Regions from separate parts of the Homo sapiens genome. Here region 1 is linked to region 2. A link is a contact called in ENCODE Hi-C or POLR2A ChIA-PET data. All regions are on one chromosome and are shown on one strand. The core of a region is the stretch at or near the end of the contact, and the rest is flanking DNA. Distances in the headings are between cores, read along the strand shown. Region 1 holds the start of EFCAB10 (EF-hand calcium binding domain 10). Region 2 has its middle 59 kb from the start of SRPK2.

Evidence for each region. Hi-C counts contacts between places; a loop is a spot of excess contacts on that map. ChIA-PET counts read pairs that join two places held with the same protein, here RNA polymerase II (POLR2A). Pooled maps may share reads with other maps.
Region 1: a pooled map shows a loop between it and region 2 (1.8-fold over the local background). The contact joins the promoter of EFCAB10 here to the enhancer-like site in region 2. A Hi-C loop is called at or near these places in 2 of 168 maps with a recorded cell type or tissue (HepG2 and K562), 28 of 37 single-sample maps with no recorded cell type and 7 of 50 pooled maps. POLR2A ChIA-PET finds 5 or more read pairs at or near these places in 1 of 52 experiments (SK-N-SH).

The regions. Positions count from the first base shown.
Region 1 is chr7:105,580,137-105,582,836 of GRCh38, reverse strand. It overlaps EFCAB10 (EF-hand calcium binding domain 10), which reads left to right and starts at 1,344. Exons shown (of 5, transcript NM_001355526.2): 1 at 1,344-1,479. The coding sequence starts at 1,374. It also overlaps the pseudogene YBX1P2. RefSeq lists enhancers at 929-1,439, 1,440-1,952.
Region 2 is chr7:105,447,016-105,449,715 of GRCh38, reverse strand. No RefSeq gene overlaps it. Among named protein-coding and RNA genes, the nearest start is that of SRPK2, 59 kb to the right of the region's middle. RefSeq lists an enhancer at 1,428-1,547. Within about 2 kb of position 1,360, at least 2 of the 41 ENCODE cell types and tissues checked have a DNase peak (open chromatin) inside an H3K27ac peak, as active enhancers do.

The DNA.
Region 1 (2,700 bases), core at 95-2,594, 130 kb before region 2:
TCGAGTTCAAGGCGGTAAATATGCAGCAGATCGTAACCATTATAGACGCTATCCACGTCATAGGGGTCCTCCACGCAATTACCAGCAAAATTACCAGAACAGTGAGAGTGGGGAAAAGACCGAGGGATCGGAGAATGCTCCCGAAGGCCAGGCCCAACAATGCCGGCCCTACCGCAGGCAAAGGTTCCCACCTTACTACATGCGGAGACCCTATGGGTGTCGACCACAGTATTCCAGCCCTCCTGTGCAGGGAGAAGTGATGGAGGGTGCTGACAACCAGGGTGCAGGAGAACAAGGTAGACCAGTGAGGCAGAATATGTATCGGGGATATAGACCACGATTCCGCAGGGGCCCTCCTTGCCAAAGACAGCCTAGAGAGTACGGCAATGAAGAAGATAAAATCAAGGAGATGAGACCCAGGGTCAGCAGCCACCTCAACGTCGGTACCGCAGCAACTTCAATTACCAACGCAGATGCCCAGAAAACCCTAAATCACAAGATGGCAAAGAGACAAAATCAGCCAATCCACCAGCTGAGAATTCGTCTGCTCCCGAGGCTGAGCAGGGCGGGGCTGAGTAAATGCCGGCTTACCATCTCTACCATCATCCGGTTTAGTCATCCAACAAGAAGAAATATGAAATTCCAGCAATAAGAAATGAACAAAAGATTGGAGCTGAAGACCTTAAGTGCTTGCTTTTTGCCCGTTGACCAGATAAATAGAACTATCTGCATTATCTATGCAGCATGGGGTTTTTATTATTTTTACCTAAATATGTCTCTTTTTGGTAATAACAAACGTGTTTTTTTTAAAAAGCCTTGTTTTTCTCAATACGCCTTTAAAGGTTTTTAAATTGTTTCATATCTGGTCAAGATGAGATTTTTAAGCACTTTATTTTTAATTTGTAATAAAAGTTTACAACTTGATTTTTTCAAAAAAGTCAACAAACTGCAAGCACCTGTTAATAAAGGTCTTAAATAATAATAATAAAAAGAACTCTCCACTGGGCACCCTCAAAATTGCACAAGTTCCTTCTGTTATTAGTTCATGCTGAGTTGTGATGCCAGCACTTCAAGCCTTGTTAATCATTGGATCAACAAGTACCGAGCTAGGTGCTAGAGAGAGATGGAAAAAGGCACCTGGGCCCAGCCCTAAGCCTGGATCGCGGACAGTGACGTTGGTCCACACCTCACCTGCCCTCTCTGCCCTGCTACATGCCCCAGGCTTGCCCTGAACCGTGAGCTCTAGAAATTCCAGGTCCGGGTCGCAGCCACAGGGCAGTCAGGCGTGTCACGTGACCGCGCCGGGTAGAGGGAGACAGAGTCGCACGGCTGAGACGCCAGGCAGTCGCCTAGCAACAGCGGGACGCGGAGCGATGGAGACCAGCAGCAGGGAGCTCCAAGCCGCGGAGTATTTGGAAAAGCATCAGATCAAGGAGGTGGTTAGCTACCTCACCAGCGCCCTCCTTTTCTTTCGGCCGGGTAAGGGCCCCCATGCCCCGGTACAGCCATACCTCCATGTGGGGTTCGCTTCCCACACGAAACCCCCCTCTTACACATTCGCTTTCCACTGCCTCCCAGCCACGTGAGCCCTTCTGCTGTTGATTAACTCTGCGGCCTTCAATAAAAGTCCCTCAGGCTGCAGTACAATGGCGTGATCTCATTTCACTACAACCTCCACCTCCTGGTGGCGATTCTCAGGGGCGATTCTCCTGCCTCAGCCTCCTGAGTGGCTGAGATTACAGGCGCCCGCCACCATGCATGGCTAATTTTTGTATTTTTAGTAGCGACAGGGTTTCGTCATGTTGGTCAGGCTGGTCTCGAACTCCTGACCTCAGGTGATCTGCACGCCTCGGCGCCTCAAAGTGCTGGGATTGTAGGCGTGAGCCACCGCGCACGGCCAAAGTTTTTAATCTGGCAACTAAACAATTGATAGGGTAGGATAGAAGATGTTCTAGAGGGGATCGCTTTTCCTGACTTTTTTTACACATCTGAACCCCCTACAAAATTTGAATCGTTTTGTAATTTGGGAGTGGTGTGTCATTTAAAAGTTATATTTAGGTGAAAATGGTTTTATGTCCTCCCCAGGGTGCAGAATTGTAATTTGCCGACCTCCATATGGAGCGTCCGAAATGCCAAAATTGTCCATTTGCTTCTGTGTAAGGAAGTGGAAATACCAAACATTCCAATTTTGCCAAAAAACACCCAACCAATATCATGTATAGGAGACAGAGTTCTTGCTAGTTGTTTTAAAGTATTAAAACAAATATTAGAAAGAAAAAAAAAGGCCGGGCACGAGATGGCGCCACTGCAGCCTGGGCGACAAAGCGAGATCCTATCTCAAAAATAAAAATAAAAATAAAAAATAGGCCAGGAGCAGTGGCTCAGGCCTGTAATCCCAGTACTTTGGGAGGCCGAAGCGGGTGGATCACTTGAGTTCAGGAGTTTGAGACCAGCCTGGCCAACATGGTGAAACCTCGTGTCTGCTACAAATACAAAAAATTAGCCGGGTGTGGTAGCGCATGCCTGTAATCCCAGCTATTCGTGAAGCTCCTTGGGGGCGGTGACTCACGCCTATAATACCAACGCTCTGGGAGGCTGTGGTGGGCAGATCACTTGACTTCAGGAGTTCATAGACCAGCCTGGGCAACATGGCAAAACCCCATCTCTATTAAAAATAAAAAAACTTAGCTGCACGTGGTG
Region 2 (2,700 bases), core at 111-2,610:
ATTTTTCTTTATGTTGTTGAGATCTAGAGTTCTTTGTATGTTCTAGGCACAAATCCTTTACCAGGTATACGATTGGCAAATATTTTCTCCCATTCCATGGGTTGTCTACTTTCTTTTTTTTTTTTTTTTCTTTTGAGACAAGATCTCATTGTTGCTCAGGCTGTCTGTAGTAACACGATCACGGATCACTGAGGCCTCAACCTCCCAGGCTTAAAAGTAGCTGGGACTACAGGCACACACCACTACAGGCTAATTTTTGTATTTTTGGTAGAGATGGGGTTTCACCATGTTGTCCAGGCTGGTCTTGAACTCCTGAGCTCAAGCCATCTGCCTGCCTCGGCCTCCTAGAGTGCTGGGATTACAGGCTTGAGCCACTGAGCCTGGCCTATCTTTACTTTCTTGAGGGTTGGGTTTTTGTTTTGTTTTGTTTTTTGAGACAAAGTCTTGCTCTGTCACCAGGCTGGAGTACAGTGGCGTGATTTTGGCTCACTGCAACCTCCCCCTCCCGGGTTCAAGCGATTCTCCTGCCTCAGCCTCCCGAGTAGCTGAGACCACAGGCACATGCCACCACGCCCACCTAATTTTTGTATTTTTAGTAGAGACGGGATTTCACCATGTTGGCCAGGATGGTCTCGATCTCTTGACCTCGTGATCTGCCTGCCTCGGCCTCCCAAAGTGCTGGGATTACAAGCGTGAGCCACTGCGCCCAGCTGAGGGTTGGGTTTTAAAGGCTGTAGGAGTTATTCTTTATTGAAATTTTGTTTCTAAACTAAGTTCCTATGGTGTCCATAATAACTAGATTGCTGCAGTGTCCACAGTAACCATCTGAAAATGGATTTTCATGACTGGGAGGGCTCAGGGTTAAGCGCAAGAATTCACAACCATAACTTTACAGGATGAAAATAGTCAGGCACTGCCAGGAGCGGTGGCTCACACTTGTAATCCCAGCACTTTGGGAGGCCTAGGCAGACGGATCACTTGAGATCAGGAGTTGAAGACCAGTCTGGCCAACATGGTGAAACCCTGTCTCTACTAAAAATACAAAAATTAGCCGGGCGTGGTGGTGGGCGCCTGTAATCCCAGCTACTTGCTGGGCTGAGGCACGAGAATTTCTTGAATCCGGGAGGCAGAGGTTGCAGTAAGCCAAGATCTCGCCACTGCACTCCAGCCTAGGCGACAGAGTGAGACTCCGTCTCAAAACAAACAAACAACAACAACAACAACAAAAAAAACCACTTAGGCGCACTTGGGAACGCTTTTGTTTCAGCTCAGTTCAACTCCACCTGCACCCTCTGAGAGCTGCAAATGGGGAACATAACTCTCCTTAGCCCAGCACCCACGTCTGTTCTCTACTAGCCACATTCATCCTGTTTTCTACATTTCTCTCTTCCTGTTTACAAAATTAATTTTCAACATAGAAGATCTTACTACCTGTTTTGGCCTAGACAAATGTTTCACTACCAAAAAACTTGCTCGTCAAGCTGACACAGAGTCATTCCACTTAACGAGTTAGCCACCTTCCATTAGCTGGAAAGATGATAGAGTCTTAGTTGATCCTTTTTTCTAATAATAATATCTGTCTAATAAAGTGGAGCTAAAGTCTGTTTCTTTCCTGTGCCATCCTGGTTTCTTAGGACCCCTGCACATTAATTAGGAGGAAGTCATGATGTGGATAACTCCAAAAGGTGAAAATCCAAAAGTAAATAAAGCACTGGAGGCTGCTGTGATAAAGAGGAAAGGACGTCAAACCAGGAGTCAAAATGCACAGGCTGAAGTCCTGGCCCTGCCACTGACTGTTGCTCAGAGACCTTCAGAGATCCACATCCCTCCTCCGGACCTCAGCTTTCTCCAGAGAATCCCTCAATGCTAACTGTTGCAGAGTACTCCATGGAGTGCACCCATCACACGTGGACTACACGGAGCTCCAGGGATGGACATCAGATTTGCCTCTAACTCCTCATCACCCTAAACAACATTGTCATCAACTCCATTGCACATGTCTCCTTGTGGACCCATCACAGCACCATCAGTTCCCACTGTTGCAGGCTAAGGAAGAAGCCTGTACACAGTCCCATCTGGGTGGGATTGGCTGTCCACAGAGGTAGGAAGACGAAGTGATGCCAAGTAGGATCATCTTCCCTCCAGAACTTGGGCCCAGTCTTCCAGGAGTTGTCATCTGTGCTTGGAGCAATAACTCATTTTCTCTCCTCTCTTACCATGTGAATTTTTCACTACTTTAAAAAATTGCTGGCTGGGCATGGTGGCTCACGCCTGTAATCCCAGCACTTTGGGAGGCCGAGGCGGGTGGATCACGAGGTCAGGAGATCAAGACCATCCTGGCTAACATGGTGAAACCTCGTCTCTACTAAAAATACAAAAAATTAGCCAGGCGTGGTGGCAGGTGCCTGTGGTCCCAGCTACTTGGGAGGCTGAGGCAGGAGAATGGCGGGAACCTGGGAGGCAGAGCTTGCAGTGAGCTGACATAGCGCCACTGCACTCCAGACTGGGCAACAGAGCGAGACTCAGTCTCAAAAAAAAAAAAAAAAAAAATTGCTGGCCAGGCACGGTGGCTCACGCCTGTAATCCCACCACTTTGGGAGGCCAAAGCAGGTGGATCACCTGAGGTCAGGAATTTGAGACCAGCCTGGCCAACATGGTGAAACCCCGTCTCTACCAAAAATACAAAAATTAGCCAGGCAT